Linked DNA regions of Homo sapiens: all the other regions are linked to region 1. Evidence: chromatin loops called from intact Hi-C (ENCODE). Cell type or tissue: Calu3. All regions are shown on one strand. Links, peaks and the distances in the headings refer to the core of each region. The heading gives the core; the rest is flanking DNA.

Region 1 (3,165 bases), core at 485-2,984:
GTCAAAGCAACACTTTGCAGGCGGGCAGACTTGGCGGGCCTCTCCTTTGCAGCGGTGTTGCCCTCCCTCCACCTCTCCGGTTTCCAAAAGAGAGGAGAAGGGAAATCAGGACGATTCGGGTGGAGAATCCGAACTCCTACGTGGTGAGGGAGGCAGGGAAGGAGCGAGGGAGGGAGGGAGGGAGGGAGGGGCCGGGCGGAGGCCGAGGCTGCAGACACCCCCGCGGTGCCGCCTCTGAGGATAGTGCACCAGGCGGCTGCGGGCGCGAGCAGAGACGGGCGTGAGAGCCCAGCCCGGGCGCGGCGGAGAAAGGGAGCGCTCAGTCCAGCGCCAGGCGCGCTGAGGCCCCTCGCCCGGGTCCAGCCCCCGCAGCCTCGCAGCAGAGCGTCCGCTTCCTCCGGCAGCTGCCGCGGGTGGAAGGACTTCTAGGAGGGAAGGCGAGGAGGCGGGAGGGGAGGGGAGGAATGAGAGCTGCCTGGAGTCGGCCCGGGGAGGGGCGGGGGCGAGGAGGGGCGCGCGGAGCCCTGAACCTCCGGACTCGGCCACCCGCCCGCTGGGGAGTGGGGAGGGGTCCTGGAGAGCCGAGAGTCCCCGGGGGGACGGAGATGAACAAATTCGGAGAGCCCCGCCGGCTGCCGAGGGCCGAGGCCACCGGGCGACTCCTTCCCCTTCTCCGCGCCCCCGGGTGCCCACTCCTTCCCGCCTCGGGAGGGGATAGGTGGGCTCCAGGCTCCTGCTCCTCGCCGCGTCCCGTTTAATGGGCAGGTAATTTTCTCCGTGAGTGATTTCATGGAAGCCCTTCCTAATTATTCATCCCTCCGTCTGCCGGAGCTGCACGCGCTTTCTTGAAAAAGATCAGCCTCCAGGACCCAGGGCGCAGCCTCATTACGCGTTAAAATCACACACTCACTCACTCTTCACCTTTTAGCCAGATGAGAAGCCGAGTAGGAGGAAGGAAAGGAAAGGAAAGGAAATAGAAGCACCTTTTGGACTGGAAAGGTTGTGTGTAGATGCTTCCTATATGATTCAAAAGCACAAGGGGGAGAAAAAGGAGGGGGCAGAATTCTCTAACCTCCAGCGGCTCATTTTAGCCAAGATCTATGGCCCCCTGCGGCATCCCCAAGGGAAGGAGGAAGGGGAGGCAGCCCCTCTTATGTTACTCAGTTGCCTTTTGACCCCTCCACGATGAGTTTGATGCGCGATCGCGCAGGGCGAGGGAGTTCCACAGAAGATGCTAAGGACGGGGAAGCGGGGATCACAGAGCTTGGGGGAGGGGGATCCCCGAAGTCTTTACCCTCCAGGGACCAGCACCTCCAGAAGGAAATTCGGTAAACATAGGCTCTGGGTGTGGAAAGCCGAAAGCCCAGCTGAGCTCATGGAAGCTCAAAAAGAAGCCGAATTTCAGCCCAAAGACGACAAAACTCTGAAAATTAAGACCAAGACTACCAAAGGATGCCATTCAGGACCGGGGATGATGAAGGAAGGTCACGTTAGATCAAAGGGGTGCCGGTGTCGGCGGTGCCCCGGTGCGGCCGGGCCCACGTGTGATCACAGGCTCGCTGGTAGCCGTTTGATGCTTGTTCAGATGATGAGAAGGCGGCTTATAGGAACTCACGCAGGTCCCCGAGCCGAGCTAAATGCTGGATGGTGAGTCTTTAGTTCCCCCTACTGGAAAATATTAGGAAAGGTTCTCTCCAGAAGGGGCCGTCTGAGGAAGAGCCTTTGTTTGGTGGATACGTTTTGGTGCTGCTACTTAACTTAGGTCTCCCTTGCATATTATGGGCGCTGTGTGTTCTTTTAAAAAAAGGTCAGCGACATTCAAGCAATTAGAAGAGACATTAGGACACCTCGGCATGCTTGAAAATTACGGTAATGAAATAGTCTTGCGAAAGAATAAAACAACCACTCTTCTTGTAAAGCATTAAGAGTAATTTCTGCACACTTTTAATCTACAGTATTTACTTGTGAAGAAAAAAGTGCATTCGGTTGTTAAAGTTGAATCACTTGAATTCTCACTATAATAATTCTGAATGTGCTATTGTTTTAGCACCCCGTGAAAAAAGGCTTAACCGTTAAGGAGAAACCCACCCCAAAGGTCCAATACGTCTAAATTGGATAACACTGTGGTTTAGAAACATCCAAAAGTGCGCTATTAACATCTCTTTTATCTCTGGAAAAGGAAAGTAATTAAAATTCTTGAAAACTTTCATTTTAAACACTTGGGCTTGGTTTACCCAGTTCAGGATTACAATGTCTAGCTCATGTCTCCAAATAATACACACCACCAGCTTATCTCGGGCAAATTTCCTTACGCGGGTGAAATTTTTAAGATATTCGGAAAATAGTCTTCCTAATACAATAATGCAGGAATTAACACATCATATAGACTTATAAGACCCTTAATTTTAAGATGGTTCACAGAAAGGAAGACATTGGAGGATTTCAACTAGAAGTGTTTTCTCATGACTATTTATTTATCAGGCAAAATATAGATTCTATTTTATACTTGATAGACTCACCATCTGTAAATGCCTTTCCTTAAGTAAACTATAAAATCACTCAGAGGCAGAAAGAGTGTGTGTGGGAAACAGAAGGGATAGATTGGGCGAGATCAGCCTACCACCAATTGCCATGGTCCTTTAGGGCAGAAAATGTTGCCCTATTCATAGAAAGTTATCCTTGTGTAGGGTATGACAAATTACATCATACAGAGAAGAGCTTTGTATAAGGGAAATCGCTTTGGTTATATTGGCATTTTTTTTACCAAGCATCAACATTTTGCATTCTTAACTACTTTACCTATTAAAAGTGACAAAGCAAGCCAGTGATTTTAGACTGGTGCCATTTTTTAAATGGCTTTTGTTGTTGTGGTTGTTGTTGTTTGCCATACACTAGCTACCTTATGGAATAATGTCTTCACCAAAACATTTTGGAATCCATGTTTTCTGCTTTTCTTGTAGTCAAGTTCATAACTGGTTTTTTAAAAGAATGCTCTGTCAGTGTCTCATTTGATATGAAATGTGACTAAAAAACCATTATTTTATAACAATCTCATCCCAAATGATAGTTTAGGATTATGACCAAACATCTCACACTAAATTAGCAACAGTAACGAGTCGCCAGACAGAAATTTGTTATGGACAACATTAATTCCAAAAGAACAAA
Region 2 (3,165 bases), core at 398-2,897, 360 kb after region 1:
GCAAGGAAGGAAAAGTGCAAAGCGCCAGGAAGGAGAAGTGCAAAGTGAAGAGGGGCAAACCCTTTACAAAACCATCAGATCTCATGAGAAATCACTCTCATGAGAACAGCACGGGGAAATCGCCTCCATAATCTAATCACCTCCCAAGAGGCCCCTCCCCCAACACGTGGGGATTATAATTCGGATTACAATTCAAGATGAGATTTTGGGTGGGGACATGGCCAAACCATATCACTTGTTTTATTTTTATTCAATAATGTAATTACAACCTACATGTTTGCTTTCTAAATTTCCCTTTTAAAAAACTTAACAATATAGCATATGTTCTGATTATGACAATGTGTTAATAAATTCACCGTATCCACTTAATGGCAAGGGCACATTTTAAATAATTAATTTTGAAACAACTAAAAAAAATCTTAGTATACTTTAAAGCTATATGTCCATGGTCTTATAACTCTTTCAACCAGCCACTTGGAAAATTGCCTTCAATAAATGCAGAAACAAACATGAATTTATGTCTTCCCCATGACTTTTGTACATTTGGAATATTAAGAAAAAAATCCTCTTAACGTGTTTAAATTCTGAGACTTAGAAGAGGAGGTCTTTTTTCCTCAAAGCTATATTGTATCTTTTAAAACCTTTGTTCTCAGAATTTTTGTTGAATATGGTCTAAATAAACCCTGGGGTTGATCCATAGTCCCGTAGGACACACTATAAAATTAAGTCCTGTCAAAGTCTGTCAACTCTAAGCCCTAGTCTAGGAAGGCTTCATGCATAGAGGATTCTAACATAGGGTTAATTTGCAGGTCATTGTAAGATCTGGACTTCAAAGCATTCATGAACCCTTCCATGATGGCTATATAGGTTATATATAAAATGCCATATGCATTTGTAAATGTGTTTTCGTTTCTTTTTCCCCCCTGGGGAGAAAATCATTGTTCTCAAAGGGAGCAAAAACTCTAGAGAAATGTAAGATTTTTTCTGCAGTATGTAAATTGCTTCGAGTACTCTCTGATTTCTACTTGGGAATGTGGCAAGGATATAGCTTGCTTTAGAGACTTTGTTTTCTCAGCTAGTCCTTGCAAGAACCAGTGGAAGGGGTTTTACTAATTCCTCGTATCCTTCAGGAAAATTGTCCCCTGGAGGAAACTCAGGGACATTTGCAGAGGCATGTTGGAACTTTCTAGTCAGAGAGACATGCAACTAATTCAGAGATTTTTACTAAAGACAGCCAATGCTGTGCCCTTATATTTTGAAGAATAGTCTATGGCTATGGGCTGCTTTTCAGCCCTCTCCTACTTCTATTCTCCATAAATTAAACACAATTAATATTTTATGACGCTCTCCAAAGGAGCTACTATGCTTTGCTTTAAACAACACAAAGGTTTCTTTTTGTTTGTTTTTTTTCATGTGTGGGTTTTTTTTTGCTGCTTTTTCCTACTCATTGTATACCAGAAATTTAAACTTCGCCACATGGTGGAGTTTGATTTAAAAGAAATAGCCAGACTTTCTCAAAAACAAAGCCTAGGTGTGAAGGCGTTGCTAGTGAGTGTGTGGTTGCCCACCTTGGAGAAGCCCCTGGAAGCACGTTAGAAACGCAGACAGAATCTCAGGCCCACCCCAGTGCCACCAATTCAGAATCTGGTTTTTAAACACATTAAAGTTTGAGAAGCACTGTTTGTTTGTGCTATTTAATTTGCACTTTCTACAGGTTTCTGTGTGTGTGTGTGTGTGTGTGTGTGTGTGTGAACTAGGAGGTGGGCTAGGGTTAGAAAACACAGTCTCTATTAGAAAATTCTCACTTTCTATCTTTGTAAAATCTTTTGGAAAGGACTTGAGAGACTGCCGTCAATTGGAACTCAGGGTCCAGCTGGGTTCCCTTGGGTAAAGCATGACAGCCAATGATGAAGACTTGTGAGGTCCCTGCTTGATCCTGGGATGGGGAGTGCTGACAGTGACCTGGTGCCCAGCACTACACGTTTTCCCACCTGGGGGATGCTGCCATGTTTAGTGCCGTTCCAAGATTATCAGCATCTGACGAGTTGCTCTGCAATTTTAAGAAAGGCAAAATATCTCTATATTTTGTTTATTGGGATTTTAATTTTTCCATTTTGATTTTTGAAAGATAATGGAATGGATTTAGTTTTGGATGTATCCCTCCAGTTCCATCCTTCCCCTTTTGTTTACAGAGTATCAATTGGAATGTAGATTTCTAGAAAATACTATGTATTACTTAAGAGTTATCTCTGATTGAAATTTGTGATTGGCTAGAATATATAAAATGAATGACAATTTAACATTCAAAGCCACGTTCAGAGGGGGAGTTCCAACTCTGAATGTATGAAAGACAGCACTAAAACCAGCTAACTTTCCATATTAGATTTAAAACATTTTCAACTCATCCATTCTATTCTATTACATAGATCACATTATAAGACTGTAAGTCTAATAAATAGGTTATATTGATTTTCTGGTGATTAAGGGAATGCATTATCAATGAAAAAATTAAGTTAAACCAAAGGAATTACTTATAATAAATTATCGTGTGAAGCTTATTATTTATTCTTGACTTGCACTAACAAATCTTTGAATTTTGGGTCTATTTTCATTTTCACCTTGCTAAAAAAAAACGATCCTATTGGTCCTAGAAACTTATAATGATGAAAGAAAATCCTTCTTCTCCACAATCTGAACTTTTTTAAATCTGAAAATGAGGCCAGTGATAGTTGACGCATAATTGTTTTGAGCGTTTTTAAAAGTTAACATTTCTTGATTTCTATTTACTATGAATGACATTGTTTTCAACATTTTAAAACATATGAATGGTTCTGAAAGTTGAAGCATAGAAGCGTATTTAAATCCTGTACCTGCCTTTCCTTGCCAGTAAAATGTCCACAAGACTCCTGTGAAAATGGACTTGTTCGTGTATTGCTAACCAGTTAAAAATGCGAACTCTCAGAGTTCACCCAACCCACCACTGCCTGGCCAGAAACTCTGAGGGTGGGGCTCAGCCCTCTGTGGTTTAACACTCTCCTGATGTTTCCGATCTCAATGAAGTATGAGAATCCCTGTGATAAGCAGAGCCCATAAGACTTTGTCATTGCAGATCTTGAAGAAAACCTACATTGGTGAGATGAGGACTGTAATCATCTTGTATAGGGT
Region 3 (3,165 bases), core at 398-2,897, 280 kb before region 1:
AATAAATTATGAAAAAAATCTAAAACCCCTTTATTAACTATCTTCTTAGTCAACTAGAATCCTTTCATCTGGAATTGTGTGTTGTATGTGTGGGATTACTGAAGAACAAAATGGACAGTAAAGTACCTTGCCTACTTTGCATACCTAAGATTATGAATTTGGTAACTGAAAAGATTTCTAAACTTTTTAGGAAACTCGATTTTAGTTGCAAGCCACATTCATTAAAATGTGTGATATGTACATTACACATATCAGATAATGTTTTAAAAAGAGATAACAAAAAATATATTTTTTTAAATCGCTTGTAGTCTACAAGTGAAGTACCAGTTTTTGCCACTAGAGGGAAGCTACCTTCAAACGCAACAAAAGTTTTTTTTCTTTTTTCTTTTTCTTTTTTTGCCTGTAGTTCAACAAGTCCTCTCCCTTGTCTGGTCAGATATTTGGCCAACATACAAATCAGTACCTTTCATCAACAATAAATGTAATGACAATGTTTAATTAAATAAGAGCCCTTCTTTTTTTTTTTAAGAGCTAGAAAGAGAAACAAAGAACCATATAACTGGCAACTGCAATTTGCGTCCCTCTAGAGGCAAAAGGAAATCTATAATTTGCCTTGAGAAAGTGGGAAAAGATCAAGAGGCAAAGACAGAAGCAGCGCCAAAGTGCAATCTTATTCCTTTACCATCTGTCACAATCACTGTCATTCCCCAAAGGCCATGTTTAAAAATGAGACAAGAGAGGGCTCCTAAGAACTTGAAAATGGTCAGAGCTCTGAATCACACTGAAATATTAAAACTCAACAATACCAGCCAGCAATTGCTAGAAATCAAGAGTAAAAATGTCTTCCAGTATAAGGCCATGGTGGGGAGAGGAGTTTTAAAACAAGAGGGTAGAGGGTAAGAGAAAGAAAATGATCCCCACATAAGCCTTTAGAAATCTATTTCATGAATGGTGGCTGAATGTCTTGAAGTTTATTTACTTGGTGTAATGAATTAAAATATGCAGCTGCAATTTCAAGAATTATTATACTACCATGATTTGAACAGGTGAATTCATATTCCATGTGATAAATTTCGAATTGTTCAGCTGTTGTATAGCAACAAAAATCAATCAGGCATACAATTGCAGCTGATAAGTCATGGATTGACCACGTTGTTATCTTTTTGGGTTTTTAGGCTCTCTACCACTTGGGGGCAGACTGAACAACAACAGAAAAGGAGGACCAATAGCATAAGCAACTTTCTCAACAGAGTTTCTAAGTGCATTTTCAAATATGAAAGGGTGAATGGAAGCCACCCAACATCCATTAAAATCTGTTTCATATATACCTGGAGAATGCAGACATTATGACATAGCCAGAGTGTCATTTGAATAAGTTCATATTGAAGTTTCATATGAAAAAAGGCATGTTCTATATTGACGTTATTGATAATGGAAAAAGATACAAAAGCGTCTTCTTTGTTATTTTCCTTTCCTCTTCAGAGGCTTCAATTGAAGCTGTCTTACTCATAGCACACTCAATTGTAGTATAAAGTTTCCAGCCAATGGTCCTCAAAAGGACAAATTCTAATGACCAGACAAAGGCCTAGACTACTTAGATATTCAATGTTGTTCTGTCAATCAGCATGAGCAATTGGGTTATCAGTTTGCAGAAACTTTAAAAAGGCCCAAAGACAAATTCTAATCTTACTTAACAGGAGATTTCTGTATGTATGCCTCATCAGTGACTGAAGTCACTGTGATAAAAATCCTTATTTCTGGGCAAGGGAGACATTAAACAATACAGGATGTAAAAGAATGATTAATTCTTTATCCAAAGTTAGAATAATGTATGCATAAAATGAACCAGAGTTCTGTGACTTTATCTTTTACTTTCATTAGATTCAAAGAATGAACTTCCGAACACCTGGCACATAAAGCAATTAAACTCATAATGGACTTAGCCATTGCCCATATTGTCAATATGGTAAGAGCAGATTAAAATGAAAAATAGAAACATAATTACTTTCCAGGTATTGTAATATTGGGTAAGGAGCACAGACTAATCAAAATCATTGACTTGGTCATGTCTCTAGAAGACGGATCTGCCAGATTTAAATGGAGAAATAGAGACTTTGATAGAAGATGGATTAGAACCATTGTCATCTAAGAAAAGAGTCTCAAATGCACTAAAGCAATCATGATGACCTGAAGTACAATAACTTCATAAATAATATTACCTTGACATCGATTTATATAAAATTTCAACCATCTTTAATTTCTCAATCATAGTATGTAGTAGAGATCATTGGCTGGTTCATGGTAGCACTTACAACTTACAGGGCAATTACTGTATCCTAGGCATTGTATTTAGGCATTTCACTTTACATGTATTATCTAATTTAGTAGTTGACCTTGTAAACCCCTTATTTTATAGATGAGAACATCGAGGTTTAAGTAATTTGTGCTAAGTAGTTTGCTCAAGTGGTGGAGTCCTAGTTTGAACCAACTTCAGTTTTACTTTAAAATGTGTGATTTTAATTTATATAGTCTCTTGCTAGTTATAATTCTGGTTTGATAATATTCCAGAACAGACATAATGGCAAATATAAATAACAGAAATACTTGTATTCATAACGTTATCTGTAATGGTAAAACAGTTCCCTGCAGCAGATGTTTCTAATGCATTATCTATATTCTTTTATTTTTTATTAATAGAAGTTGAGAATTGGAAGAGTACATAAGGTGATCAGTCATAAAACTACATTACTAGCTGGGCGTGGTGGCTCACGCCTGTAATCCCAGTACTTTGGGAGACTGAGGTGGGCGGATCGCCCGAGGTCAGCAGTTCAAGACCAGCCGGGCCAACATGGCGAAACCCCATCTCTACTAAAAATACAAAAATAGCAGGTGCCTGTGATTCTAGCTACTCAGGAGACTGAGACACGATAATCGCTTGAACTCGGGAGGCGGAGGTTGCAGTGAGCCGAGACTATGCCACTATACTCCAGCCTGGGCGACAGAGCAAGACCCTGTCTCAAAAAAATAATAAAATTAAAATAAAATGAAATAAAATAAAATAAATAAATAACATAAAATAAAATAAATCACCCCACCTTCTTCGCAATGTGGAGCCTTATATTAAAATGTTGGGCAACTCCCTGCCTTGGCGCCGCAGCCCCCCTA

Evidence for each region. Hi-C counts contacts between places; a loop is a spot of excess contacts. Peaks named below come from ENCODE experiments on the same cell type or tissue, not always from the same donor. Only the 100,000 strongest peaks of a DNase experiment are listed, where the experiment ranks them.
Region 2: a loop joins it to region 1, with 2.4 times the contacts of the local background. A loop is called at or near these places in 5 of 110 quality-filtered maps.
Region 3: it touches region 1 in a loop (15-fold over the local background); 14 of 110 quality-filtered maps call a loop at or near these places.

What each region holds. Positions count from the first base shown.
Region 1 is chr3:77,037,075-77,040,239 of GRCh38, reverse strand. ROBO2 (roundabout guidance receptor 2) reads right to left here and starts at 141. Exons shown (of 28, transcript NM_001395656.1): 1 at 1-141. In Calu3, for the core only: a CTCF peak has its summit at 1,675 (motif pointing left); a DNase peak (open chromatin) is centred at 1,629.
Region 2 is chr3:76,673,185-76,676,349 of GRCh38, reverse strand. It overlaps a transcript of ROBO2 not described here. Among named protein-coding and RNA genes, the nearest start is that of ROBO2, 370 kb to the left of the region's middle. In Calu3, for the core only: no CTCF peak of the experiment used is centred there; no DNase peak of the experiment used is centred there.
Region 3 is chr3:77,317,919-77,321,083 of GRCh38, reverse strand. All of the region lies in intron 2 of ROBO2 (roundabout guidance receptor 2), which reads right to left. Among named protein-coding and RNA genes, the nearest start is that of ROBO2, 280 kb to the right of the region's middle. In Calu3, for the core only: no CTCF peak of the experiment used is centred there; no DNase peak of the experiment used is centred there.